Linked DNA regions of Homo sapiens: region 1 is linked to region 2. Evidence: read pairs that join two places in POLR2A ChIA-PET (ENCODE). Cell type or tissue: HepG2. All regions are shown on one strand. Links, peaks and the distances in the headings refer to the core of each region. The heading gives the core; the rest is flanking DNA.

Region 1 (14,720 bases), core at 9,464-14,463, 73 kb before region 2:
AGGTAAACTCTGTGTCCTCAAGAGTAGTTATGCAATGCTCTTAGACAGAATTCCAGAAGTGTGTATCTCTTACAGGAAGACGCACAATTTTCTAGGCAAGAGTTGGCAACCTCAAAGGATTCCTCTTCACAATGGGAGTCTGTGCCTTTGGCTTTCACTGCAAAATACTTACTCTCAATTAGAGGCTTATCATACAGGTAAGAAATGGTTTGTGCAGCTTACTAACTGGAAAGCCTGACTTTCTAGTAAATACTCCACTCTGCAGGTAATGTATTAAGATCTAGCTTCTTTTCTCTTCTCCCTTTGCCAGACTTTTTACTTTAAGCCACATTTCAAGCATCTATAATTATTCTCCTTACTCTAGAAGACATGATATAGGAAAACAAACTATAATGTTTCTCCCAGAAATCATAAGAAAACACACGAAAAATTACTTTCTTAAATCCAACAATTGTACTGGGTATTGCCCATTATCTTTAAAGTTTTGAATCAAAATGCTTCTGGACAGTGAACATATTACAAAAGAAAATGCGACTCAGTATTTAACCTCTTCCATTTCAATGTTTTGCGAGTGTCTCGTTTTTTCAAACTTTTGATAGAGTTTATTTGTAGCACTAACTTAACATACTAACAGCAGAGTCCACAGCATCCAAAATACAGACACATTTATACGCTCAGAGTTGTTTTGTTTCCAGATCAACATAATTAATCATTAGGGAAATGCAAATCAAAATCAGAATGAGATGCCACTTCACACCCATTAAGATGGCTATTATCAAAAAAAAAAAGATAACGAGTATTGGTAAAGATCTAAACAAACTGGAACTTGTGCATGGCTGATGGGAGTATAAAATGGTGCTGCTGCTGGGGAAGAAGTTTGTTCATTCCTCAAAAAGTTAAACATGGAATTACCATATGATATACCCAAAAGAACTAAAATGACTCAGATAATTTATACATTATAATTCATTGCAGCATTATTCATAATAGCCAAAAAGTGGAAACAACCTAAACGTCCATCAACAGATGAATTTGGATAAAGAAAATGTGGTAGTTCAACATCACTGATGATTAGAGAAATACAAATCAAAACCACAATGAGATACCATCTCACGCCAGTCAGAATGGTGATTACTAAAAAGTCAAGAAACAACAGATGCTGGTAAGGCTGTGGAGAAATAGGAAAACTTTTACACTGTTGGTGGAAATGTAAATTAGTTCAACCACTGTGGAAGACAGTGTGGTGATTCCTCAAGGATCTAGAACCAGAAATACCATTTGACCCAACAATGCCATTACTGGATATATACCCAAAGGAATATAAATCATTCGACTATAAAGATATATGAAACATATGTTTATTGCAGCACTATTTACAATAGCAAAGACATGGACCCAAACCAAATGCCCATCAATGATAGACTGGATAAAGAAAATGTAGTACATATACACCATGGAATACTATTCAGCCATAAAAAGGAATGAGATCATGTCCTTTGCAGGGACATGGATGAGGCTAGAAGCCATCATCCTCAGCAAACTAACACAGGAACAGAAAACCAAACACTGCATGTCCTCACTCATAATTGGGAGCTGAACAGTGAGAACACATAGACACAGAAAGGGGAACAACACACACCAGGGCCTGTTGGAGTCAGGAAGGGAGGGAGAACATCAGGACAAATAGCTAATGCATGCCGGGCTTAAAACCTAGATGACAGGCTGAGCGTTATGGCTCATGCCTGTAATCCCAACACTTTGGGAGGCCAAGGTGGGCAGATCACGAGGTCAGGAGTTCGAGACCAGCCTGGCTAACATAGTGAAACCCTCTCTCTACCAAAAATACAAAAATTAGCTGGGTGTGGTGGCATCCACTTGTAGTCCCAGCTACTCGGGAGGCTGAGGCAAAAGAATCACTTGAACCCAGGAAGCAGAGGTTGCAGTGAGCTGAGATCACACCACTGCACTCCAGCCTGGGTGACAGAGCAAGACTCCAACTCAATTAAAAACAAACAAACAAACAAAAAACTAGATGACAGGTTGGTAGGTGCAGCAAACCACCATGGCACGCTTATATCTATGTAAAAAACCTGCACATTCTACACATGTATCCTGGAACTTAAATAAAAATTAAAAAAAGAAAATGTGGGATGTGTGTATACTGATAAACCAATATACACACACAGCCCCCCACCCCACACAGTATGGATCAACCCTTCATATACTACATGAAAGAAGCCAATAACATAAGGACAAATATTGTACGATTCCATTTATATGAGGTATTAGACCAGGCAAATCCACAGAGACAGAAAGGAGAATAGAGGTTACTAGGGGTGAGGGAGATGAGAGATGGGAGTTAGTGTTTAATGAGTACAGAGCTTCTGCTCGGGATGATGAAAATGTTCCAGAAATGCACAGTGCTGATAAATGTTGTTGTGAATGCACATAATGCCACTGCATTGTATATACTTAAAAAAACGGTTAAAGTGGTAAATTGAAAAGAAATATAACTGGCTATTTAAAGAAAAATAACAACAATGTAGTGTAAGTTTACAACACACATAAAAGTAAAATGTGTAACAATAACAGCACATAGATTGGGAGGAGAGAAACAGAAGTGCACTATTATTAAGTTCTTATACTTTAAGTGACATGGTGTAATATCACTTGAGAGTAGTCTGTGATCAGTCAAACATACATACTGTAAACCCTAAAGCAATCAATAAAATTAAAAAAAAAAGAAAGATGGCTAACAAGCCAACAAATGAGTGAAAATGGAACCATGAAATATCAAGAATCAAAAATGTAGCTTGATCCAAAGATTTCTAAGAAAATTCATGGTAAAGGGCAGGAAATATTTTTTATCACCCAGTGAAAGATTAGTTTATTAAAACCTACTCAGAAGCATAATTAAATCAATGAAAATAAATAGTGACAGCACTTACTGCCCAGACCGGTGATGTAAAACCCAGAATTGCAGCCTTAGCTCCATCAGCAACATAAGGAATAATATTTTCTCCCAGGCGCGTATCTCTGAACAATGCTCTAAGGATATTTAAAGCATGAACCTAAAACAAGAAGTTCAAAATTAGTTGTGGGTTGAAAACCATGGCTAATTCTAAATCTACACATATCCAATAGTACAGCTTCAAAACAAAAAATTTACTGAATTACAAGAAATGGATAATCCGCAAATGAAATAGCAGATTTAATAAAACACATCCAGTAGCTGATAAACCATTTTACAAAAAATTAGTAAGATTCAAACAATGCTATAAAAAAGTTTGATCCAATGGACATATGTAGAAGCCTGCACCTAAAATACAGAGACAACACATTCTTTTCGAGCACACATGAAACATTTATTTTCTAAAATCCCTCATACCTAGCCACAAATAAAGTCTCAACAAATACCAAGTAATTAATAACTTATAGATTATGCTCTGATCACCATGGAATTAAGAAACTTTAAAAAAAACTTTATTTTTTATTTTATTTTATTTTATTAGATGGAGTTTCACTCTTGTCGCCCAGGCTGGAACAGAATGGCACAGTCTCGGCTCACTACAACCTCCACCTCCCAGGTTCAAGCGATTCTCCTGCCTCAGCCTCCCGAGTAGCTGCGATTACAGATATGTGCCACCACGGCCGGCTAAGTTTTGTATAATTAGTAGAGACAGGGTTTCAACATGTTGGCCAGGCTGGTCTTGAACTCCTGATCTCAGGTGATCCACCTGCCTTGGCCTCCCAAAGTGATGGCATTATAGGTGTGAGCCAGCGCACCCGGCCTAAAAAAATGCTTAAAATCGGCACATTTTCAAGCACATTAAACACTGGTCAAATTTTTTTTTTTAAATATTTTGAAGACGCTACCTACATATCAATACTTGTAGGATGCAGCTTAAGTGAAATTCAAAAAAAAATGTACATCTCAAATGCTTCTATTTTTTTAAATGACTAGAATGATTGTGGTAAGTGACGAATTAAGTCAAGAGAAAATAAGTCAACAATAAACTTGAAACACAGAAAGAAAATAAAAATTTAGAGCAGAAACTTTTAAAATAGCAAAAACACAACTAAGAGCATTAACAAACCCAAAAGCTGATTCTCTGAAACAGAAATAAACCCCTGACATGACTAACCAAGAAGAGAGAAGAGAAATAAGGCACAAATAAAAAATATTATCAAAGAGTTTGAAGCTACAATGAGCTAAGACTGTACCACTCCACTCAAGCCTGAGTGACAGAACAAGATCCCGTCTCTAAAATAAAAAAATAATAATAATGTATGGTCTCATTTATGTAAAACTCAAAAAAAAGATAAAACTAAAACTAGAGTATTGGAAGTTAGGCTAGTGGTTACTCTTGGAGAGAAGGATGTGGACTGGAAGAGAGCAAGAGGGGGCTTTCAGTTGCTAGAAATGTTCTATTTCTTGATGGCTGCACAAATGTGTTCACTTTGTGAAACTGTACTGAGGTACACATATGGTTTGTACACTTGTCTGTATATGTACTATAATTCCATCAAAAGATGCATATTTAAAAAGACAGGACAGGCACAGCACAAAAAGGAAAACCACAGGCCAGTCTCACTCACAAAACCAGTGAGATATGCAAGAATGCAAAGATAAATTGAAAAATCAATACAATTCATGACATCTGCATTTTCTAGAAGAAAACATATTTATCTAAAAAGATGCAAAAAATATTCAATAAAATTCAATTTCCTTAATAAGATACTGGGTAGATTAAAAATTGCAGCAGATTGATCAGAAACAACATAAGGATGCCTGCTATCTCTCTTTCTATACCAAACTTTACTACAGGTTCCAGCAGCAAAGTACAATAAAAACTGTTTTGAAAAAACTAAAAAATAGAAAGTTAAAACAAACTTAGCATTATTTGTCAAAGGTATGATTATCCATAAAACAAATCCAAAAGAATTTACAGGTAAGTCATTTGCTGTGTTACAGCAATTCTGATAGGCTGCTGAATACAAGCACAATTATAACCCAAAAATTAACTGCATTCTTCTCAAACAGCAACAGATAATATAATCTTTTAAAAGTACCATTCATAATTGCAAAAAAAAAGACATTAGAAATAAATCTCAAAAATAATCTATAAGACGTTTATGGGCCAGGCATGGTGGCTCAAGCCTGTGATCCCAGCACTTTGGGAAGCTGAAGTAGGTGGATCACCTGAGGTCAGGAGTTCAAAACCAGCCCGGCCAACATGGTGAAATCCTGTCTCTACTAAAAATAAAAAAATTAGCTGGGCGTGGTGGTGCACGCCTGTAATCCCGGCTACTCAGGAGGCTGAGGCAGGAGGATTGCTTGAACCCAGGAGGCGGAGGTTGCAGTGAGCCAAGATTGCACCATTGCACTCGAACCTGGGCAACAAAAGCGAAACTCCAACTCCAAAAAAAAAAAAAAAAAAAAAAAAAAAAAAAAGAGAGACTTTTATGGGAATTAGTTTAAAAAATAATAAATGACATTAAATGATCTGAATAAATGGAGAAATAAGCCATGCTCATGGAAGATTCAATACTTAAAAAGATAATTTTTCCCAAATAAATCAATACATTTAAATTCTAACCAAAATTCCAAAAGGGCTTTTTATTGAGTTTAACAAGCTAATTCTAAAATTTTTATGGAACAGCAATAGGACAAACATACCCAAGGTCATTCTGAAGGGAAAACAAAAAAAGAGAGATTCACCTTGCCAGATATTCTAACTTTTTATAAAGACATAATAATTAAACTAGTGGTTTTAGGCCAGGTGTGGTGGCTCACGCCTGTAATCCCAGCACTTTGGGAGGCCTTAGCGGGCAGATCACTTGAGGTCAGGAGTTCAAGACCAGTCTGGCCAACGTGGTGAAACCCCATCTCTACTAAAAATACAAAAATTAGCTGGGAGTGGTGGCACATGCCTGTAATCCCAGCTACTCAGGAGGCTGAGGTGGGAGAATAGCTTGAACCCAGGTGGTGAAGGTTGCAGTGAGCCGAGATCACACCACTGCACTCCAGCCTGGGTGACAGAGAGAGACTCCATCTCAAAAAAGTTGAAACAAAAATAAAACTGTGGTTTTGCTCCAAAGATAGATTAATAGACAGCACAGAAACAGAACCACCTATCTATGAAAACACATAACAGACGCAGTATAAATCAAGAAGAAAAGGATGTGTTATAACAGAAATGTCTCTGTATTAGTTATCCAAATGGCAAACATTAAATTATTTTATTTTACACTAAACAAAGACAAATTACAGGTAATATAAAGACTTGCACGCACTCCAGCCTGGGTGACAGAGCAAGATCCTATCAGTAAAAAATAATAATATGGTTTCATTTACATAAAATTATGACAAGTAAAACTTGAAAACTTTTAAAAGAAAATATAAAATATCTTTCTCAGTCAGGTGTGGTGGCTCACGCCGGTAATCCCAGCACTTTGGGAGGCCAAGGCGGGAGAATCACCTGAGGTCAGGAGTTCGAGACTAGCCTGGTCAACATGGCAAAACCTCGTCTCTACTAAAAATATAAAAATTATCAGGGCATGGTGGCAGAAGTCTATAATGCCAGTTACTCAGGAGGCTGAGGCAGGAGAATCGCTTGAACCTGGAAGGCAGAGGTTGCAGTGAGCTGAGATCGTGCCACTGCCCTCCAGCCTAGGCCACAGAGTGAGACCTCGTCTCAAAAAAAAAAAAAAAAAAGAAAGAAAGAAAAAGAAAAAAGAAAGAAAATATAAAATGTCTTTCCCATCTTGGGGTATAATTTCTGAAATAAGATCCAAATGTACAACCATAAAGGAGAAAGCTGACCTATTCTATTTTATTAAAATTAAAAATATCTACATAATAATAGAGACCACAAAGTAAAAAGAGAAAACATAGTTTGGGAGAATATATATGTAATTCAAATAATCAAAAAGAAATCAATATCAAGAAAATATTTTTGAAACAACAATAAAAATCCAACTCCTACAAAACAAAAATGAAGGGACAAATAACCAATATTAAAGTAAGCAAAGTCTTTCAACAGACAACTTTCATATATAAACCAAAAGGCTAATAAACATATGAAAAGATGTTAAAGCTAACTAGTAATAAGAAAGATGCAAAATAAAACTAGAAAACACCATTTCACACTAAGCAGAAAGTCAAAAACTGTAAAAGTCTGATAATACAAAGGTGTTGATAAGCAATGGAAACTCTTATACTCTGCTGGCAGGAATATAAATTAGTTCAACCACTTTGGAGACAACATAACAGCATCAGATTGAATATGTGTGTACCCTACAACCCTGCAATTCTACTTCTAGGTATATAACCTGGAGAAACACTCACGTGTGTAAGGAGACACACAAGAATGTTTGTTTCAGCATTGTTTGTAATAGAAGAAAACGGGAAACAACCTAAATGTCCATTCACAGAAGGGATGAAATGAAATAGAATAAAATACTGTTCAGAAATGAAAGTGAACAGGGGCTGAACAGGAGCTTACTAATCTTAAAATATAATGTTGATTGACAAAAGCAAAGTATAAAAAGTGTCGAAAACAACATTCATGTAAAAGGAGATAAAAGTATGATGAAAATGCTTGGGAATGATAGTCACTAATTTGGGTTAGTGATTATAACTGAGGAGGAATAAACGGGAATGAGATGTGGAAGAATCCACAGCATAACTAACGGTCTCTGTAATGTTTAATTTTTTAAACTGGAACTGGTTTCAAATATGTTCATTATTCACTATACATTTCTGTATACTGAAATATTTCAAAGATACATAATAAAAATAATAAAGAAATGAACCCTGGGAGGGGAGAAGGAAAGCAAATTATCAACTAAAAAAGCTTAGAAGACTGGTCAGAGACAAAATTTTTAAATCTCACCAATTTCATAAAAATGATCACTAAAATGCCATTAATCACCTTGAAGTAGAGTAGGGCAATAATTATCCAGCACTCGTTAAAACCAAGCCCCATTATTTTTAGATGTTCTTATAAAAATAGCACAGGTAGAGCATCCCAAATCCAAAAATCTGAAATCAAAAAAGCTCCAAAATCTGAAACTTTTTAAAGCACGGACATGACATTCTAAGGAAATGCTAATTGGAGCATTTTAGATTTTCAGATTAGAGATGCTGACCTGTTCAGTATAATGCAAATATGCCAAAATAATAAAAAAAAAAACTGAACTCTGAAACACTTCTGGTCCCCAGCATTTCAGATAAAAGATACTCAACATGTACTTTTTAAAAGTGATAGTCTAGGAAAATAGAACCAATTACATTTTTTTCACATTTCACTGAAAAATGTCTTGAAGTGATCATTTTTGAATGGTGATTAACAACATTTCAGTCAATTTTTTAAAGAAATAAAGACATTTCATATCTATGGGTACTGGCCACTATGTGCCATATGACTATGTTCCATATGACTGTGGAAAAGAATGGGGATTCTTTCCCACAGTCCACATTCTGGCCCATGGGCTCCCTTTATCTAACACTTTGCCAATATCCAATAAACATAAAATCCCCTTTCTTTTCCACAGTCCTCATTCTGGCCTGTGGGCTCTCTTTAACACCTCCCACAGGTTCTGAAATAAAATCATATGTACTTATCGTACTTGATTGTAAACTTCAGCTCTCAATCTGTTCCCTGACCTAGCATGGCCCTTTACAGTTGGGTAGGAGTGTCCTACTATAGGCTGGGCATGGTGGCTCACACCTGTAATCCTAGCACTTTGGAAGGCCAAGGCAGGCAGATCCCTGAGGTCAGGAGTTCGAGACCAACCTGGCCAACAGGTGATTGGGCCTGGTCTCAAACTCCTGACCTCAGCTGATTTGCCAGGCATGGCGGCCCATGCCTGTAATTCCAGCTACTGAGGAGGCTGAGGCATGGGAATCGCTTGAACCCAGGAGGCGGAGGTTGCAGTGAGCCACGATCGCACCACTGCACTCCAGCATGAGCAACAGAGTGAGACTCTGTCTCAAAAAACAAACAAACCAAAAAGGAGTGTCCTACTATGAAGCATTAACTGAGGAAGTCCAGACTATAACGTACAAGCAGTACTTGATAGTTATTAATATTTACTCCCTAGTGGTGAAGTGGAGCTATGAGGAGTGCTTTAACTTCATATATGTAGGTAGTGACTAAAAGGAACTAAATGCTAGTAAAATATGAACACCCCAAAAGGTAGATACCATATTTAAAGGAAATTTTCAACTGCTGAGTTACAAAATGTACATCAACGCAAAGAAGCACACATGAAATTCTAAAGTGCTAGCATATGCACTTTCAAATTCATAGATGCAACAGTATTATAAAATATCTTATATAAGCTGGATGTTTTCACCAGAGTTTAAAAATTGTTTGCTTTGATTAATATATTCAACTAAAGCAACGGTTTATTTTGTGGATGGTAAAGACAAAAAAAAAAGAAGGAGAGAAAAACTATTCAAACAAGCTTCAAATGTCTGTCCAATGTTCAAGAGTTCTTTATCTCCAGCAGAAACTTTTTGTTAAAAAATAAAGCAAAGATTTAAAACAACTGCAGGCGGCTGAGGCAGAAGAATTGCTTGAACCTGGGAGGCGAAGGTTGCAGTGAGCTGAGATCGCGCCACTGTACTCCAGCCTGGGTAACAAGACGGTAACAGCCGTCTTGAAAAAAGTGAAAAACAAAACAAAACAAAAAACAACACTGGAGGGTTTGTGTATTTCCATGATTACCTGGGGGACTGTACTCTGTATGTCATCTGTAGGCCCAGCCAAAGAGATTAACTCTTTCATTGTTATTTTCAACAAATCCATTCTGCCTTTCTTTGGTTCAGATGCCAACAGTGCCTATGGAAAAAGAATGCAAAAATTAACAGGGTTCTTAGTTTACATATACTTGTTTGCTGCTTCCCTGGATCAATCCCAAAATGCAAAATCCCCTTAATAAAAACATGTGGTTATCAAAGAAAGTTAATTAAGCCATGTGGCCGTGGGCAAGTGGTTTAACCTCACAGTTGAACCTACAGATTCTTCATCGCTAAATTTAGGTGAAGGTGAAATCATGTCATCTCTAAGGTCACTTCCACTTTGCTCATTAAATTTTATAATTCTAAAAGGCCAAAAAATGGCTCTTATTGACAACTCCTTAAGAATCCTAAGTAGGTGGCAGCTCTGATAAAATAAACAAATCAGTTTCAGTAACAAATTTATCTAACAAGAAAATTCTCTTTACTTAAAAAGCAAAAAATCTCTGGATTAAAATTCTTGTAAGAATGTTAAGCCTCCCTGGAGATGAAGCAGTTAGTTAATTCTTCACAAAAGAATCATTACTTGGAGGACTAATCAAATCAAAGCATTTGAAACTCCATGGAACAAAAAGAAATACTGCAAACACCAAAGAGGTCCTATATTTGAAATTTTCAGTAGCTTCTTACTTACTTTGTATCTAACACTTTGCCGATGTCCAATAAACATAAAAATAGGGTATTAAGCCACTTGAGGCAATAAAAAGGAATGAGGTACTAATATATATTACAACATGGATGAACTCTGAAAACATTACGATAAGTGAAAGAAGCCACACACAAAAGATCGTATACTGTATGATTCCATATATATGAAATGTCCAGAAAGGGCAAATGTATAGATCTGGAAGGTAGATTAGTGATTGCCTAGGGCTGAGTGGCAGGGGTAGAGAGAAATGGGAAGTGACTGCTAATGAGTATGGGAGGTTTCATGGGTTGATGTTCTAAAACTAAATAATGGTTGTACACCTCTGTGAATATACTGAAAACCACTGAATTGTACACTTTAAAAGGGTGACTATATAGTATGTGAATTACATCTCAATAAAGCTGTTAAAAAATGTCACTTTAGTCACATTCCCAGACTCCCTTTCTCCATGTCTACTTTTCATGTTTGTAGCTACTGGCTCTCAAGAGTGAAAGTTACAAGTTAGTTAGCTTCTTCTGAAGCATTTGAAAACTACAGAAGAGGAAAATAAAGACATACAAAAAATAGTTTGATTTAGAAGAAATTTCTCATAGTTTATTTAGGCTCAGATAACATATATTTTTTAAATGACTATTCAAAAAAACTTTATGTCTATATTGAAAATATTTTTTAATCTGTCTACACAAAAGGTAAACTCACAAACTAAGTAGACAGTTCTTTTCCATAGCTAACACTAAGCAGATTTCCACCAAAACAGGAATATAACTTTATTAGTAAGTCACGCTAAGAGAAATGAAGACTCTCTTTAAGCAGATTTTTAAAAAAAAATTTAGACTTCATTCAACTAAAAAAAAGCTACATTCAATTACTAAAATGACTTCAGGGAACCACGGCTTTTTTCTCCCAAAGAGCTAGGTAAAGTTATGGCATTCTTGCCAAGGCTAGGGTAAGAAAGTACACCTACTGATTACTCATTATGACCAATACTTAGTATAAGTTGGGCACCAGAGCTGAAAGAAGCACACTGCACAAATATGCAGTGAGACCTTGATCCTGTCTTAACATTTGATCTCAGACAGACAAATGACACGTAAAAACACAAGGTCAGAGTGAATTAGAGGCAGGAGAATGAAACACACTGATACAGAATGGGTCAGATCAAATAAAAGTTGATTTCTGAAGGTCACCAAAATCCATTCAGCAGAACTACTTCAATGATCTCTGTCAACAACCTCTGCAACTGATGCCCACTGTCACCAAAAAATCATAAAGGGATTTTAGGAATTTGAGGGAGGAGTAAGAAAGATAAGGAAAAAATGTAGGGGCATGAAAAAAATCAGAGACTTCATTCCATTTATTTTCAGTGCTTTTATTATACCACCATATTCCCGGATTTAATCTTACTATATATTAACCAAAGGTCTTTCAGGATGGGGTCTGATTTAGTATTGTGAAGACACTGGTTTTTATTCTTTGGGTTCATGAAGGTAACAGTCTTAATTTCTAAATAAAATATTTTCCCATCAATAGCCATATCTAAATGTGCTGATATGAAGCAATCTTTAAGGTATAATACTAAGTGAAATCAAAGAGCAAGCAGTGTGTATGTTTTCATATGTGTTCAAAAGGAAAACGGACTCGCACACACATATTCTCATATGCAGAGAGGTTCGGGAGTCAGGCTGCCTGGGCTCAAGTCTTAACTCAGTTCTTACTGTCTCTGTGGCCTTTGGTAAGTCACTTAACGTACCTAAACCCCAGTCTCTTCATCTAGAATATATGGATGATAATAGGGTACAGGGAAGGAGTTAATGAGGTGAAATAACCACTAATAAATGTCAGCTACTATTATGATCATGATTATTTTATGGATGGACGTTTTATAGGAGAATTGAAAAGAAAATGTTAACACTGGTTGCCTACAGAGAGTATTGAAGGTCTTGAGATGAAAGGAAGACTATTTTTAAAAAAAAATACAGTGGGGTGGTGGGGTAACATGTGCACTTCCTGGAAGTGAGCAATGACTGTGCCACAGTGATGTCTGCCTACTTAATACACAGACAGAAATTTATACCACCCTCTGTTTATATTACAAGATTGACCTTTTAGAGGGTTTGTTCCAAGAACAGATCTTGTCACAGGAACACACCATCCCCACATTAAAACAAAGCCACAAATGCTATGGTGCTGAAAAGACAGAAATGTCCTTTATGTGTAATACGCTCACTCACACGTCAAACAGGTTAGGATACACTATCATCAAAAGACAAATATAAACAAACAGCTAGGGTCCTACAGATAAATACCTGTATGTAGAAAGGAATTCCAGCACTGCGCCTTGTAGCACAGAGTTTAGATGAAGGATCACTGCATTTAATTTCCTCTAAAACACTCCATAGCCACTGTTCTGGCAGCTTTTGCAGACTCACATTTGGGCACCTAAAAGGCATATATAATCAAATATTCGGAATTAGGTATCAAAGTTAAAAGTACAAACTATTGATGCACATTTACACTGTTAGTAAATAATAAATATCCTTATATTGAGTGGGGGTGAAACTAAAACATGTCTCATACTTTTCACCTACTTTCCTCTTTATTATGGGTCTTAAGATCTAAAGATTTCATTTCTAACAACTGCAGTGTTTAAAGCATGTGTCTTGTCTGCAAAATAAATTTTGATACATGGGTTTGCATCCACACTCAAAATATTCAGGAAAAGGTTGATCATGGTCTCACAGATATTTCATACTATACAACTCAAGATTTCCAACAAAGAGAATATAAGTTTATAGTTTACTATAATTTATGTTCTATGTTTATAGGGATTACACATATTCAAAGAAAACACATTTTAAACTGTATTTTAGTAATCATTTTCATCTCTCTCAAAATGAGGCCTACCACAAAATTTTCAACCAGATCCTCTGGAGAATTAAAGCAATTTATCTGGGAAGAGGCATAAACATTTTGAGGCGATTTGAACATTACATCAGTGAGCTTCTGCATTATTACATTAAGCGCTATCTTAGAGTGCTCAAGTACATTTAATTTTTATAAAATTTTTAAATGTATGCCCTACTAGACTGTATAACATTGCCCAAGGAATACCAAATTCAGTGGTAGGTAGACACAATTATCTTAGCAAGGTAGTACCTGGTTTTAACTGAAATTAATATATGAAAATTTACAGATAAAGTCCAAAGGAAAAACACTCTTTTTTAAGTTGAGGAAGAAAAGTTGCAGAAAGATAACTGATTTCCAATTTACAGTGAGAATTAGATCTCTTAGGAACATTGGGATTTTTTTTTCTTTATTCTAGTTTGGTGTAAAACAGATAACTTCAGTTACTGACTAAACATTCTAAATAGCAACTCAGATTCAGCTATATGTTTCACATAGAACAAAATATATAAATAAGACTACTTTAAAGGAGGCATTTTTTAAAGTTTGACATGGGCCTAAAAATATTATTTCAGTCATAAAAGTTACAATTACATCTCCCTACTACTAGCAGGCTCTGTGATTCTAAAGATTTCCTTTTAGCATATCTTAAAATCCATCACCTCACCCTTGCTTCTTCGACACTCCTGTCCTCAGCCACCAAAACCAGCTATCAAAACTCCCAACCACTAGATTAAAAAAGATTCAGAGACATAACAACCAAATGTAGTGTGTGAACCTTGCTTAGATCTTGATTTGAACAATGAAATGTAAAACAGACACTGTCAAGTAACAGAGGAAATTTATATACGTACTAGATAATAGATAACATCAAGAAATTCTTTATAAAATGTGCCACTGCACTGTGAACATGGAACAAAGTTTCCATATTTTTAGAGATGCATACTGAGTACATAGGAATAAAAATCACAAATCGGGGATGTGTTTTAGAATACTTCAGCAAACAACAATAAAAAGGGATAGATGAAGCAGTTGTGACTCAACTTTGATCACTATTGAATTTGGATGATGGGTAAAGGTCGCTTATTATTCTCTCTACTTTTAAATATATGTGATATACATATACACAAATACACACGTTTATGTGTTTGGAATTTTTCATAATGAAAATAATTGCCCCACACTTTTGTATTTTTAAGGATTGAGGTTACTTCCCAAGCACTAGATTTTATATCTTTTTAAATTAAGATAAATGTCTTGTGTTTTGTGAAATAATTTCTCTATTAATAATATTGCCAGCTTGATATAATCCTCACACAGTTGACCAATCAAAAACTGAAATCCAAATTCCTAAGAGTA
Region 2 (16,381 bases), core at 7,585-12,584:
TCACGTTTGGATTTACTCTGCTCCAATTTATAAAGTACCTGAGAACTTTCCTGTATCCTACAAAACAACTTTTGAAACAAAGGAAATGAAGCACAGGTGAGCCACACATTAAATTTAAATGTCAGCCTGAGAGGCAAATTATTTAGAATAAAACTTCAGGCAAGAAGAGTACAGATTTTTAAGCTCTTAATATTTTATAATGTTTCTTTTTGACAGAAAATAATTTTTATACCAAAAACAAACTATTACTGCAAAGCAGAATACTGTCATTAAACCACAATTCTGTTTCCTTTAAGTTGGCACAAACCTGAAGATGATTTAGTCATTTCCCTACTTTACCAATTCTTCACCCCATAAATGTGTGTGCAATTAATTCAAGTTAGATTATTTGATAATGATCTTTTGAGGTGCTTAAACTATAAAAATGCTGTTACCAAGTTTTCTTAAAACTACCTTAACTCCAGCATTAGACTTTTTCTTTACAAAAAAGAGCCCAAGGTTGATTTACTACACCAAAATGAAAGGCCTTTTGGCCATGTGTGGTGGCTCATGCCTGTAACCACAACACTTTGGGAGGCTGAGGTGGCAGGACCACTAGAGTCCAGGAGTTTAAGACCAGCCTGGGTAACAGAGCAAGACACTATCTCTAAAAAAAAATTAAATATTAGTCAGGCATGGTGGTGTGCCCCTGTCATCCCAGCTACTTCAGAGGCTGGGGAGGAAGAATCGCTTGAGCCTGGGAGGTTGAGGGTACAGTGAGCTATGATCACACCACTGCACTCCAGCCTGGCTGACAGAGCAAGACTATTTTTTTTTTTTTTTTTTTGGAGACCGAGTCTCACTCTGTTGCCCAGGCTGGAGTGCAGTGGTACAATCTCGGCTCACTGCAACCTCCGCTCCTAGGTTCAAGCAATTCTCCTGCTTCAGCCTCCCAAATAGCTAGGACTACAGGCACACACTGCCACAACCGGCTAATTTTTTTGTATTTTAGTAGAGATGGGGTTTGACTGTGTTGCCCAGGCTGATTCTGAACTCCTGAAAAAAAATGGTGGGGGGAGGGGTGCGTGCTTTTCACTCTGGATTTTAATCCCAAATGTAAGCTTTATGGAATGAGAGAACAGGTCACAGAACGGCCGTCATGAACAGATGTGGTAGCCCAATTCCATGACCATTCCCACACGCTCCCAAAATCTGGGCTCTTTTTAAAAACGATTTCCCAAACAAAGTTCACCACTTCCCTATGCCTTCTGATGGGAAATTCTACCTTTTTAAGAAGAGAACAGATCTGTTGCCGCACTCCTGGAGACTGGCTGTTAAGATTGTATGTAATAAAGAACTGAATCCACTGCATTTCTTCCATGGAAACAATTTCTGTGCTCCGATTACTTTCACAAAGCAAGCCTAATGTATCTATCCTTACCTAAAAAACATCAAGCAATAAAATGTTAATTTTCCAAGAAATAAGCAAAGCCTAAATCACTTGAATTGCTTACTTACATAGGCTACAAAAGGAAAAAAGTAAACTTCAGTTCACCAATAGGTACCTCAGAAAGGTTTCCTAATCTCAAAGATCCTAGGGTTATTTCCTATACAATTCTTTTATTAAACATGTAAATTGGGGATTTATAAAATGCAACAATCTTAAAGATTTTTATTCCGTGGTAATGCTCAGCTTCATTCCTTTTTCTTTTTTTCCAGTGACCCCTTTTACCCCATCACCTCACTCTTAAATTACTGCCAGACACTTCTAACTGGTTTCCTGGTTTCTTTCTGCTCCCACTCTGGAAACTCACGTTTCCACTAATGTAACTCCTTGCTGAAAACAGAGTAGCTTTGGTTTAGCTTAGTAAAACCAGCTGGTGCCTGGGAACCAACTAAGTCTTTAGCCTAGCATTAGGCCTTTCCAAAAAATGTCCAAAACACTCCACCCCTGATAAGCAATGTTCTTAATCATCCTCCAGACCTTGCTCATTTGGGTCCCTCCATTTTGTATGCTGCTCCAAGGCTTCCTCTTTTCTAATCATATCTATCACTTTCCTAATCAAGCACCACCTGCTCTGATCAGTCTCTTCTGAGCCTTCCAAGCGAGTCCTTATGTATTTAAGGGCACATGATGGCATGCTTGTATCTGTATTGTCAGTTCTAAGAGTTTCCAGTTGTTTTATGTAAGTTTTCTTACATCCTCAACTAAACTTTCAGTAGCTTGAAGAAAGGGCCTACTGAAAGTTTAGTTGGGAGACTAGGGTTTCTACTCATTCTCTTTATGAACTCCCTAAAACAGTTCAGGATACAATGTAGGGGCCTCTATATTGAACTGCTACATGAAAGGGATCTACTGCATGTACAAATCCAGGTAATTTTCTTTACTTACTTGGCAATGCTGATGAATTAAGCCTTGCTTTATTCTTGCATCAGACACGAGGTTCTCCCAGGTATCAGTTGCAGACTGAAGATGTCCATGAGCTCTAGCTATTCGCAGACATGCCATCAAAGCTCCCAGAGCCCCCCTGCTATTACAAGACCCTAAGGATGGGAAAGATTGCTCTTGTCCTGAAAGCACAATAACAAAGACCATTACTGTATTATGCAATGACTACTATAATTATCAGCTGCTAATTTTCATGTTTCCAATTAACATTTTATTTCAATAAATAAAAATCACATTTTAAACTCATTTCTAACACAAATTAAAGTTCCTATTCTAAAATAATCATTATTTAATATGATTTGCCCTTTTGTCAATCATTTCAAGTAAGCATAATTCTCTTATCGTTAACATAAACAAATCATTATTTACCTGCTAACATTTTTGCTTTTTCCCTAACACCTAGAAAGGGAATCAGGCAGCAAATCAGGAAATAAAATCAGGTGGAGAAATAAGCACATCAGTGGCTACAGACTATTACTTCTCTAAAAGTAAACACTGAACCTCTCTGCATATTTTAGAGTGGCTGTTTCTCACTAGTAAAGATTAAAAAAGGAACACAAAGAGCCTGCTGGTTTCAGAGGCTAGGACGTCAGCCATTACCAAGAAGACAGGGCAGCTTGATATAAAAATAAAGACAACCTTACTTCAGAACAGATTCTTGAATCCTGAATTTCAGATGGCTTTTCAAAAACTCAAGAACAAGTGTTGTCAAAAATTACAAATAATGGCTTATTTTTGCATACAGGAATCAAATTTTCCTGCTACCTCATGGTTACTCTTTGAAGTACTGAACGTTTTTAACAATTTTAGTTGAAAATATTTCTTAAAATTATGCTGTACGATACTACATTCTTGCTTTGTTAAACAGAATGTAATAATTTTAAGATTTATATGATGTGTCATGATCATCACTTTACACATCCTGAATTATGCTTGAATGCAGTGATTCCTGTAGGGTTTGTGAGTTTCAATGGGATGTTTACCCCTATTCTAAATAACTATAGATGGCTATTTCTTGAGATCATGCCTCTGAATTTTGTCACTTCCCCAGAGAAAAAAACTTGCTACTGCCAAGTTACCTGTCTTTAACCTTGCCTAACACAATTTTTAATTATTGTCTCAATGACTTGAATAAGCACATTATATAAGACACACAAACTTTTATTTCAGTGATACAATAAAATAAATTCAGAACTTGAAAAAATGAATTAAAACCTTGTAATACAGGAAAGTTTATCATTTTAAGTGGAATTATTCTTTAGCTTGTAGAAATGACTTCAGCCAAAAAACTCCATTCAGCTATATATAGGAACATTCGTTTCAAACTGAAACATCTATCATTAATCTCTTCCTTTACTATTTATAGAAGTGATATTTAAATTTGAATATGATTAGTATCTGCATAGCTACCTACATTTAAGCATCATAATTAGAAACTACTAAAACAAAAATGCATTTTTCTTACCAGTTTTAGCATCAATAGAAGTCTGAAGAATCTTTACCATGTACTGTAAGCTTTCAGGGCTGTAACTTAATAATTTTGGCAAGTAATAATCAATCACGTAAGATTTTTGATCCAAGTTTCCTTCACACAATATAAAAAGGAGAGGAGAAACCCAAGTCTCATGCCACTGGTCAATCCAAGAACTCTCAGCAGTCTGGGATTTCAAATGACTCTTATGATTTCTAAACATGGTTTCCAAGAGGTCACTTGCATAAGGTACCAATGACTGGTCTCCCATCACCTCTAAGATTTGAGATGGAATAGTTTTATCTATAGCCAAAATATGTTCAACTCCTATGCACTCTACCAAACAACCAAGGCACGTGTACTTTCCTTTAATATGCCATTCCAATCGTAAAAGACTCTCAGTCAATTCCACAAAGAAAGGATCAGGGACGAAATCTGCACCTTCCACAGTGAGCCGGTGCATTTGGAGAAGGTTTTTGAACATGATTTTGGTTTGGTGTCTCAGAGCATCCAATGGATGTTCCCAATGGGTATAGACATATTCCAAAAGTCTCCCAACTATACTTGAATTCCCATTCAGGCTGTCCGTTAGGCTCGGGGAACTTGATTCAAGGACTTGTATGGCTGAATTAGTCCAGGATGCTAAGATTCTAGACAGAAACATTTCCAGCGTTGGCTCTTTAATCCTGAAGAAAAATGAGCCATGAGCCATTATTGTAAACTGATTAGTAAAAGAAATTTCATTTTATAACAATTTAGACTTTAAAAATATTAAATACACAGAATGACCACAAATTTCAATTATTAAATTTACAAGAACAAAAAACTACAAGTAAAGCCAAAACAGATCTCAAATTTGTATATGATTCTTTTTACCTTGTAAAAAATAATCCAGAAAGCAGTTCAAGATCAGCCTAGGCAATATAGTGAAACCCCATCTCTATAAAAAATTTAAAAATTTAGCTGGGTGTGGTGACACACACCTACAGTCCCAGCTACTTGGGAAGCTGAGGTGGGAGGATTGCTTGAGCTCAGGAGTGAGACTGCAATGAGCTGTGCTCATGCCACTACACTCCAGCCTGGGTGACAAAGCGAGACTTTGTCTCAAAAATAATAATAGTCCAGGAAGGGACATAGGGAAATTTGGGGGATGATGGAAATATTCACTACCTTGACTGTGATGATTACACAAGTTATTTATTTATTTATTTATTTGAGACAGGGTCTTGCTGTCACCCAGGCTGGAGTGCAGTGGTGCGATCTCGGCTCACTGCAACCCCTGCCTCCCAGGTTCAAGCGATTCTCCTGCCTCAGCCGCCTCAGTAGCTGGGATTACAGGCGCATGCCCCCATGCCTAGATAATTTTTTGTATTTTTAGTAGAGACAGGGTTTCACCATGTTGACCAGGCTGGTCTTGAACTCCTGACCTCAAGTGATCCACCTGCCTGAGATCTGCAAGCCTGGGATTACAGGCTTGAGCCACCATGCCCGGCCTACACATGTAATTTAAAAGATAAGGAAAGCCAAGTGTTGGAGATGGTTGGGGGAATGGGGCTTCTCTGTGATAAAAATATTCTAAAGTTGTTTGAATTAACTTTTAAGATGTTAAAACTTCATTTCAGAAATGTTGATAAGGATCACTTTAGATTACCTATGTTAAAGTGCTTCATAAATTCTAAAGCACTACACATGTAGAAACTTTTATAGTTTTAAAAAATGATGCTAAAAACAAATTTCAGGAAAAAAATTTTTAAAGAAAAAATATAGCAAAGAGAATATTAAAAATTAATTTTAGAAATGCTGGTGGTTGTACAACTCTGTGAATAAACTAATAAACTGAATTGTACACTTCAAATTTATGAATTGCATAATATAGCTCAAATATGTAAAAAATTATTTTAGTTTTCCTCCTTTATTCATATGTTCAGTATTATCAAGCTGTATATATGTTTCGACATTTCATATACATGATCACTTTCAGCCATTATGGCAAAAACACCACAAAAATACAAAATACAGCCCCATGAAGTCAGAAGACCTTCTAAGATTGCTGTTTCAGGTTCTTATTAGCAATATGGTCTCAGGTAAGCATTTACTTTTCTAAGCCTCCCTTTGCCCATTCAACAAATTAGATTTCTTATCCTATATAGTAGCCATTTGAGGATCACATTAGATTACCTATGTTGAAGTTCTTTATAAATTCTAAAACACTATACATATAAAAATTTTTATAGTTTTTAAAAACGATAACATTGAAAATGTTAAAAATTAATTTTAGAAATGTTCTTTACAGGCTAACCTGCAGCAATAATTTTATTTATTTATTTTTTTAAGACAGGATCTCACTCTGTCGCCCAGGCTTGAGTGCAGTGGCACAATCATATCTCACTGCATCCTCGGCCTCCTGGGCTCAAGCAATGTTCTCACCTCAGCCTCCCACGTAGCTGAGACTACAGGCGCATGCCACCACACCCAGCTAAGTTTTAAAAGTTTTGTACAGACACAGTCTCACTATGTCACCAAGGCTGGTTTTGAACTCCTGGCCTCAAGTGATCCTCTTGCCTCAGCCTACTGGGAGGGTAGCTGGGATTAGAGGCACAAGCCACTCCAGCTTTTGGACTGCATCTTCTAAATGTCTTACAAGTGAAACAAAATATGAGACGATAGCATCAAAACTCACTGTGAACTCAAGGTGAACAAAACATGTGCAGTATCCAAGAGCAGGGCCTCCCCACTCCGACCCATGCTTCCGTTCTGCCAGTCCAACATGGCAAGTGTCCCCTGACAGAGGAATAAGACAGCTGACTGAGAGATGTCACCACAACAGAGGCTCCTGCAGCTGCTCATAAACCACTCGGGGACACTGGTGCAGTCCACTGAACGAAGCAGCACACTGCTAATCTGGAAAAATATAGCAGAGCTAACACACATAAAGCTTTTAAAACTTTTCAGAGATATTTCAAAATACAAACCCAAACATCTCTTTCCCCTGAAAAATCCTAGGAAAAATGACTAAATCCAAAGATAAAATACCCACAAATGTCATGATTATTGTATTAGTATTAAAGGAAAAAAATTACATCAAGTACGAGAATGATTTTGCTGGTTGGAATGTACTGGCAGAGCACAACACATCGCCACCTGCAGGTGGATAAGCTTAACAACTGCTTTTTTTTTTTGGTATGTATTTTTTTTTTAAACAAATGCTTTTAGAGGTGATTTGAGAAATAAACATCTTCGACTTATCCAAAGATAATTACTTTGTGTGATCTCATAATATATTTTTCTAAGGTCAGGTAAAAAGATAAAATAAGTTTCCATACAATATAGCAAGCAAAAAAAGAAATCTACTAGTAAAAAATACAAGGATTGTGGCCTAAATTATCAAATTATACTTTCTGTAAGAAGCAAATTTACTGAACAATTGACTCTATCTAGCATGCTTCCTGTCTAAAGCACATGATTTGGGTTATTCTCAATAAAGAATACATTTATCAGAAAAGTTATTACTGTGTATATATCTATACATTGATATGCATAATTTTAACATTAAAAATATCTTTTAAGATACTAATGAGAGATGACACTGAACAAACAGCACTAAAAAGAAACTAAAAGAATGTACATCAAAAATGTTTATAGTGATTATCTTTGTGAGATGGACTTACAGGTGACTGTTATTGTCTTTTTGTTATTGTTGCTTTATCTGAATTTTTGGAATTGTCTCTTATTATAACAGAAAAAGGTCATCAGAAGGAACCAGACAATGCAAAAAAAAATTATTTTAATTCACTTCTTTAAAAATATTTTTAATTTTTTTTTTTTTTAAGAGACAAGGTCTCACTCTGTTGCCCAGACTGGTGCAATCTTATCTCACTGCAGCCTTAAACTCCTAGGCTCAAGCGATCCTCCTACCTCAACCTCTCAAAGAGCTGGGACTACAGCTGTGCACCACCATACCCAGCAAATTTTCTTTTTTTTTTTTTGTAGAGACAAGGTCTAGCTAAACTCCCCAGGCTAATCTCAAACTCCTGGCCTCAAGTGACCCTCCTGCCCTGGCCTCCCAAAGTGTTGGGATTATAAGTGTGAGCCACTGCACCAAGCCAAAATTATTTTTTAAACATACCCTAACTCTCAATAAAGTACAATTCTAAAAAGGAGATGCACTTACCAAATGAGGAATCTTTTCAGACGGGTGAAACATAGTCTTAATAAAAAGAATAATAGCTAATCCAGATGTGCTCTGTACAGTCTGTAACAGATCATCTATTTGGCAAAAAAGGAGAGAAGCTTGTGTTAAATAATGAATATTCTGGTAGAGTGGAAAGAGCAGATGCTGAGCAGCCAGATAGGCCTGGGTACAATTTCTAGTCTGACCACTTCCTGGGTGAATAGGTCTTACCTAAGTTATTTAACATCCCACAGACTCTCTTTTCTCTTGGGTAAAATGGGATAACTCTTAACTGAGGCAGTGTCAGGTTTAGATGAATAATGAACATAAACGCTTTTTAGAAGGAGTCTCACTCTGTTGACAGGCTGGAGTGTAGTAGCGTGACCTCAGCTCACTGCAACCTCTACTTCCTGGGTTCAGGCGATTCTCCTGCCTCAGCCTCCCAAGTAGCTGGGACTACAGGCGCGTGCCACCACACCCAGCTAATTTTTGTATCTTTAGTAGAGATGGGGTTTCACCACGTTGGCCATGATGGTCTCGATCTCTTGACCTTGTGATCCGCCTGCCTCGGCCTCCCAAAGTGTTGGGATTACAGGCATGAGCCACTGTGCCCGGCTGAATATAAAGGCTTTTAAGCCCAGCATATAGATACTCAATAAACGTGATTCCTTCCTCTCTCCTCTAACATACACTTTCTTCCTCGCCAACTATTGCTTCCCAAAACACCTAACAGCAACACCACCTGTCCCCTCCCCTCCACCAATGCCTCTGTATCCCAATCACCATATACACAGACTTTTTCAAAAAGAGATTTCAGGGCTTGTATAAAGAATGTAGGTAAGTGCTAATTACAAACTTTGCTAGCACTGACACTGTACCCATAGCAACCAAACAGTTTTGACTTGGTATCTTCTTTTTGTTTTATCTCTATTAGCCTCTAATACCATGGTGAGTTGTTCAACCTGGGGAAAGAAGTAACACTTCTTTATGACATCATAAACTACGTACTAAATATCCACTCTGCCCTTCATCACTGATAAGAAAACTGTGACTTTGATTGGGGAAGCCACATGCCCAGCCAAAAGCAGGATACTTGCTTCTTCAATCTTCTTTGCAACTAAAGGTAGGCATATAAGAGGGTTCAGGCCAGTTGGATTTAAGCCAGTCACTTGAGTATCCTGATCAAAAGTAAAGACGCAACTGGCCTTCCTTCTTCCTGCCTTGAATAAAGACACATCTGGAGCTACAGCAGTCATATGGCAACCACGAGGCAACAAACGTGGGTGAAAACCAACCTGCTGAAGATGGCACAGCAGAAAAGCAGAAAATGTGTGGGTCGTACACTGCCTATACCAGTTCTGGATGACCTGCCTCTGAACTTGTTATGTGGGAAAGGAGGTTTGGTTTTCAGTTACTTGCAGCTAAACACTTTACTGATTATGAAGCTTTAAAATGCTGGAAAAGAATAGTACTGATTAGGTGCCATCAACTTTTCGGAAAAAAAGCTACTTCTTTTTTTTTTTTTTTTTTTGAGACGGAGGCTTGCTCTGTTGCCAGGCTGGAGTGCAGTGGCATGATCTTGGCTCACTGCAACCTCTGTCTCCCGGGTTCAACTGATTCCCCTGCCTCAGCCTCCCGAGTAGCTGGAACTACAGGTGCACGCCACCACGCCCAGCTAATGTTTTTTTTTGTATTTTAGTTTTTTAGTATTTTAGACAGGATTTCATCATGTTGGCCAGAATGGTCTCAATCTCCTGACCTCGTGATCTGCCCGCCTTGGCCTCCCAAAGTGCTGGGATTACAGGCATGAGCCACCACACCCGGCCGAAGTTACCTCATATTAAAATCATGTATTCTCTACATTTCATTAGTTAGAGAATCTTTTTTTTAGACTAACACAGTCCTCTTTTAAAAAGTAAATAACCTCTGAAAAGTTTTCTGTAAGTTATGTCTTAATAAAAGTAACTTTAACTACTTTCCTTTCCTTTTAATACCTGAGAACCCAGGCAAAAAGAGAAATAGAAATACTAATTGGACAAAATATAGCTAAGACTTTCATTACCAGGGTTAAAAACACAAACAATGAGGCCAGGCGCGGTGGCTCACACCTGAGCCACTTTGGGAGGCCAAGGCGGGCAGATCACCTGAGGTCAGGAGTTCCAGACCAGCCTGGCCAACATGGTGAAAGCCCGTCTATATTAAAAATACAAAAAAAAAATTAGCCAGGCGTGGTGGTGCATGCCTGTAATCCCAGCTACTCGGGAGGCTGAGGCAAGAAAATCGCTTGAATCTGGGAGGCAGAGGTTGCAGTGAGCCAAGATCACGCCACTGCACTCCAGTGTGGGCGACAAAGAGAGACTCCATCTCAGACAAAAAAAAAAACCAAAAAACACAAACAATGAGATGCTATTGTCTTCCAATCAGCCTAGCAAAACCAGAGTCAGTTATTGTTTTTCACTAACAAGAGCTCTAAAGAGATCCCATTAGCATGTTTTTAATTAAGTTACATTCAAACATATATTACCATATAGAATGGGAGGTGAAGAGAGAAAGGATAATTCAACTTTTTATATAAATACTTGTGTTAGGTGTCACTTTTTCGTTAATCTTATTATAATAATAAACCACAGATTCCAAAAAAGTGACAGAAAACAAATTTACAGCTTAATAAATTATTAAAAAGTGATCACCCTTGAACCTATCTTCCAAGGCAAGAAATAGAACTCAGTCACCCAGGCTGGGCACAGTGGCTCACACCTGTAATCCCAGCACCTTGGGAGGCCACGGTAAGCAGGTTACTTGAGGCCAGGAGTTCCAGAACAGCCTGGCCAACATGGCAAAACCCTTTCTCTATTAAAAATACAAAAAATTAGTCAGGTGTGGTGGTACCCTCCTATAATCCCAGCTACTCAGAAGCGGAGGCACGAGAATCGCTTGAACCTGGGATGTGAAACCCAACATGCAGAGGTTGCAGTGAATAAACATCACGCCACTACACTCCAGCCTGGGCAGCACAGTGAGATTCGGTCTCAAAAAAAAAAAAAAAGAAAAGAAAAAAAAAAAAAACCATGTAGTCCAGGGCCTCCCTCCATTTTTGAGAGGCTGAGTAAGGACACATTCCACATCTCAGTTAAGTATCACATTTCACACTATTAGTAGGAAAAGCTGATTGACACTCAATTTTAACTGTCAATTATATATCATTTGTATATAATTTGTTACACTTACCATCGCTTAAAACCTTGGTAAAAATACTCAGCAATCCACACATATTTTGCCATATGGGAGAATCGGAAGTCTTCCAAAGATTTCCCTGGAAATCTTGTACTTTCTGTACTAACATCATTGAAACTCTAATGCCTACCAGTAAGTCATTCATCAACTGTGTTTGAATAATATGATTTCCAGCACATTTTCTATAAAGAAGAAAAGACATTATTACAAAAGGAAATTCAAACAAAAGTGTGAACATTTCTAATTATCAGCAAAATAAATACATTCCTCAAAGGCCCAAAATCAATTTTAAATTATGATAATTTATTCCTCTCTCTTCCATTCCTATAAACATTCCAATTATGTAGACATTAATTGCAAACTTTCAACACTGTTAACTTAATCTACATGTCCCTCTTTCTCAGCCAATAACTAACTTCACTTCTTTTAGGGCAAAGATAAGAAATCAAGAATGAATGACAGAACTCAGTCTGGGCGAAGTGGCTCACACTTGTAATCCCAGCACTTTGGTAGGCCGAGACAGGTAGATCATTTGAGGTCTGGAGTTTGGGACCAGCTTGGCCAACATGGCGAAACCATGTCTCTAGTAAAAATACAAAAATTAGCCAGGTGTGGTGGCACATGCCCGTAATCCCAGCTACTCAGGGGGCTGAGGCAGGAGAATCGCTTGAACCCCAGAGGTGGAGGCTGCAGTGAGCCGAGATGGCACTACTGCACTCCAGCCTGGGTGAGAGAGCAAGACACCATCTTAAAAAAAAAAAAAAATGACATAACTTACAAACTTGAACACTCTCTCAACATTGATATATTTTCCCTCCCTGGCTTTTTTTTTTTTTTTTGAGACAGAGTCTCCCCCTCTGTCACCCAGGCTGGAGTGCAGTGGTGCAATCTGGGCTCACTGCAACCTCCACCTCCCGGGTTCAAGCGATTCTCCTGCCTCATCCTCCCAAGTAGCTGGGATTACAAGCAAGCCATCATGCCCAGCTGATTTTTATATTTTTAGTAGAGACAGGGGTTTCACCATGTTGGCCAGGCTGGTCTCAAACTCCTGACCTCAAGTGATCCACCTGCCTCGCCCTCCCAAAGTGCTGAGATTACAGGCGTGAACAACCATGCCCAGCCTCTCCCTGACTTCTAAAATGCCAGGCTCTCGCAGATTTTCCCCTACTTCACCAGCACTCCTTCTCGGATACCTTCACTAATTCATCCTCTTCTCCCTGATCTTTTTATGTTAGGAATGTCCAGGACTCAGTCTTTATTCCTCTTCTTTTCTCCATCTAATTCTCTCCTTTGCTGATCTCTTTTAGCTCATCAGCTTTAAATTATAATCTACATGCTGATAATTCCCAAATTTTTATCTCTAACCCAGACCTCTCTGTCTAATTCCTTTCTGGTATATCTAACTTCCTGATATTTTTACTTGGATGTCTAACAGACATCTCTAAATGAGTGAACTTATCTTCAACTCCAAATCTGCTGTACCTGCTGCATCTTTATCCTACAAAAACATTGTAATCATCCTTGCCACCTCTCCTCTCCATCTCATCTATAAGAAAATCCTGTTGGTTCTACCTTCAAAATACATCTAGAATCAGACCAACTCCACTGCTACATCTTGGCCTGAGCCACTCTCATCTCTCCCTTGGGTTATTGCCATAGCCTCCTAACTGGTCTCTCGCAGCTTCTGTCCTTACCTCTCAGTTCTCAACACAGCAAAACACAGAATAATCCTATTAAGGCAAAAGTTAGGAAAAACAACTTGGTAGTTCCTCAAAAAGTTAAATATAGAATTATCTTATGATTCCACTCCTACGTATATACCCAAAAGAGCTAAAAGCAGAGACTCAAAGATATACTTGTATATCAATGTTTATAGCAGCATTATTCACAATAGCCTAAAGGTAGAAACAGATCAAATTGTCCATCGACAGATTGATTAACATGTGGTCTAAACATACAATGGGATATTATTCGGCCACAAAAAGGAATGAAATTCTGATATATGCTACAAACGTGGAAGACCCTCGAAAACACGCCTGTAATCCCAGCACTTTGGGGGACTGGGGCAGGGGGACTGCTTGCGCTTAAGAGTTTGAAACCAGCCAGGGCAACACGGTAAAACCATATTTCTACCAAAAATATAAAAAACAGGGCATAGTGGCGGACGTCTGTGGGCCCAGCTACTCCAGAGGCTGAGGTGGAAGGATCACTTGGGCTTGGGAGGCAGAGATTGCAGTGAGCCAAAATCCTGCACTCCAGCTTGGGTGACAGAGCCAGAGCTTGTCTCAATTAAAAAAAAAAAAAAAAAAAAAAGGAAAAATAAATGAAATAAGCCTGACACAAAAGGACAAATCCTACATGATTCATAAGAATCACCTAGAATAGGCAAATTCAAAAAGACAGGAAGTAGAATAGAGGTTACCTGGGGCTACAGGAAAAGACTTTTTTAAAAAAATAAATTTTCCTTTCTTTTGGACGCCCTGAATTTGAGGTACCTGTAAAACATCCAAGCTGAGATGTCCACAAGTTAACTGTCAACTGATGTCCATCAGTCTACCACTCAGGAAAGAGATCTAACTTGGAGTAATAAATTTGGGAATCCTGAGTACATAGGTGGTGGCTGACACCAAAGTGGACATTATTAAGCAGTTCAAACGAACAAAATAAAAAGGACAGAACCCACCTTTACACGATGAGCATAAAAAGAAGAGCCAAAAAGGAGAAAAAGAGACAAAGAGCTCCTGCTGTGGAAAAAGGCTACCCTGAGTGAAAGAAGATGTACAGGTATTATTTCTCCTCTCTCCCAGAACCTCCTCAAACCAACAGCCATGGGATTGAAAACGTAAAAAGATAAATTCTTAAAGGCAACCAATATGCAACAAGACAATAACAATAGTATTTCAGAAGCTGCAAAGCAGATGGATGAGTGATAACTGACAGCAGAATCAAGAAAAGTGGATACTAAGCCAGGGAACAAGCCCAGAAGCCATTTGATTTGTAGTCCCAAATGGCTCAGAAACTGTTGGCACTAGGTACTCCTTGATGTGGAGGTAAATAAAGGATTGAAGACAGGAAGACTGAATACCTCCGAGCCAGCAGACAACTTGTTTATCTTTAGAAAAGGTAAAACAGGTGTTTGGAAAGGAAGATAGCACACACAGATAAGGCAGCAACATATTACAAAAAGGAGAATTAGGTAAATACATGCACAGTGCACGCCAAATACTGAGACCTCAGCCTTCTTCCCTCACTCAGCAACCAGAATATTAAGACAATGGTTTGGAAGAGTCTTCCGTGGCAAATCCAGTACCTAAGCAAAAAGATTTAAACGTACTGACATCTTTAGGTTTCCCCAAGGAAGAGTTACCCCAAGAAAGAGCTCAGCTAGACTAGCCTACAATAAAACCTGCAGTCAACTCCACTCAATAGGCGCAGACATTCAAATCAATCCTTGGTGTCCCGTTATTAAACATGACTACCCTGGCTGGGCACAGTGGCTCACACCTATAATCCTAGCACTTTGGGAGCCAAGGAGGGAGGATCACTTGAGCCAATGAGTTCAAGACTAGCCTGGGCATTATAGTGAGACCTCATTCCTACAAAAAAAAAAAAAAAAAAAAAATTAGCCAAGCATGGTGGCGGGCACCTGTAGTCCCAGCTACTTGGGAGACTGAGGTGGGAGTATCACTTGAACCCAGGGAGGTAGAGGTGCAGTGAGCCAAGATTGTACCACTGTACTCAAGCCTGGGTAACAGAATGAGACCCTGTCACAAAGAAAAAAAAATGTAGATAGATAGATAGATAGATAGATAGATAGATAGATAGATAGATAGAAAGAAATACATAATTGCCCAGCCAAGGATCACCAGACTTCTGAGGAAAGCTTCTAATAAGAAATATACTGAACAAAACCAGCAAACAGAAAAAAGCAACTTGGAAGAAACAAAGACTATGTAAAGATGATAAAAAACAAAAAAACTATCATGAATATATCCTCAGAGAAGTAACAGAGGATATTTCACTCACAAAATAAAACAGGATGCTATGAAAAAGGAACACACTCAGGTGAGGAAAAGAGTTCTTTCACTTATTCTCATAACAATTTATTAAATTTTTAATTTTTCATTTAAATATTTTAATAAAGTTCAAATATAAAAACTTTGAATTTATTAAAATTAAATATCAAACCTCTAAAAAAAATTTTAAATAATTGGGTCTAATATTAATGGAGAAAGGGGCTGGGCATAGTGACTAACGCCTGTAATCTCAACACTTCGGGAGGCTAAAGCGGGCACATTACTTCAGTCCAGTAGTTTAAGACCAGCCTGGGCAACATAGTGAGACTCTGTCTCCAAAAAAATAAAAAAAACTATCTGGGTGTGGTGGTGCATGCCTGTAGTCCCAGCTACGTGGGAAGCTGAGGTGATACAAACACTTGAGCCCAGGAGGTTGAGGCTGCAGCGAGCTATGATCACACCACTGCACTACAGCCTGGGTGACACAGCAAGACCCCATCTCAAAAAAAATATAAAAGTGATAATATTAATGAAAAGGGATGAAAAGATCACATTCTGAGACTTTTAAATTTTTCTTTGTACAAAGATAATGTACAACTGCAAGTGTGCACACACAAATGCCAACATATAGCACTTGCCTATTTTCTTCCAGGATTTCAATTAAACTCTTCTGCAGAAAATGAAGCACTGAAACAAAAAGAATATGACAAATAAGAATTTAAAACTGTGAAGCTCAATTTCAATAAAATAAAATATTTTATATCACTGTTATCCAAAATGATATCATGATATGGAAACAAAAATTTAAAAGGAAGGGTCATGATGTACCTAAGTTATCTACAATGCTCTACCTATTACCAAGAAACTTAAAAGAGCCAGTTCCAAAATGACTCATACAAGCCATCAACTCATGGAACAAAATAAAATAATAGGACTTACCATTTTTAAGCAGATTATTAACACTTGCTCTACCTGTAGAGGAAAAAATGAACACTGGTAAGGAGTTTCACGACCAAAATCAATGTCATTTAAAAACTATGATGTGATGAGAGGGGTTAGCC

What was found. ChIA-PET counts read pairs that join two places held together with the same protein. Peaks named below come from ENCODE experiments on the same cell type or tissue, not always from the same donor. Only the 100,000 strongest peaks of a DNase experiment are listed, where the experiment ranks them.
Region 1: POLR2A ChIA-PET joins it to region 2 with 6 read pairs; 3 of 35 experiments call an interaction of 5 or more read pairs at or near these places.

What each region holds. Positions count from the first base shown.
Region 1 is chr2:43,495,885-43,510,604 of GRCh38, forward strand. THADA (THADA armadillo repeat containing) reads right to left here. Exons shown (of 38, transcript NM_022065.5): 23 at 12,764-12,896; 24 at 9,738-9,851; 25 at 2,949-3,071. Among named protein-coding and RNA genes, the nearest start is that of THADA, 93 kb to the right of the region's middle. In HepG2, for the core only: no CTCF peak of the experiment used is centred there; a DNase peak (open chromatin) is centred at 11,527.
Region 2 is chr2:43,570,443-43,586,823 of GRCh38, forward strand. THADA (THADA armadillo repeat containing) reads right to left here. Exons shown (of 38, transcript NM_022065.5): 6 at 16,260-16,292; 7 at 15,959-16,007; 8 at 11,299-11,486; 9 at 8,071-8,165; 10 at 6,580-6,800; 11 at 3,894-4,585; 12 at 2,372-2,550; 13 at 1,265-1,420; 14 at 1-68. Among named protein-coding and RNA genes, the nearest start is that of THADA, 17 kb to the right of the region's middle. RefSeq lists a silencer at 12,064-12,283. In HepG2, for the core only: no CTCF peak of the experiment used is centred there; no DNase peak of the experiment used is centred there.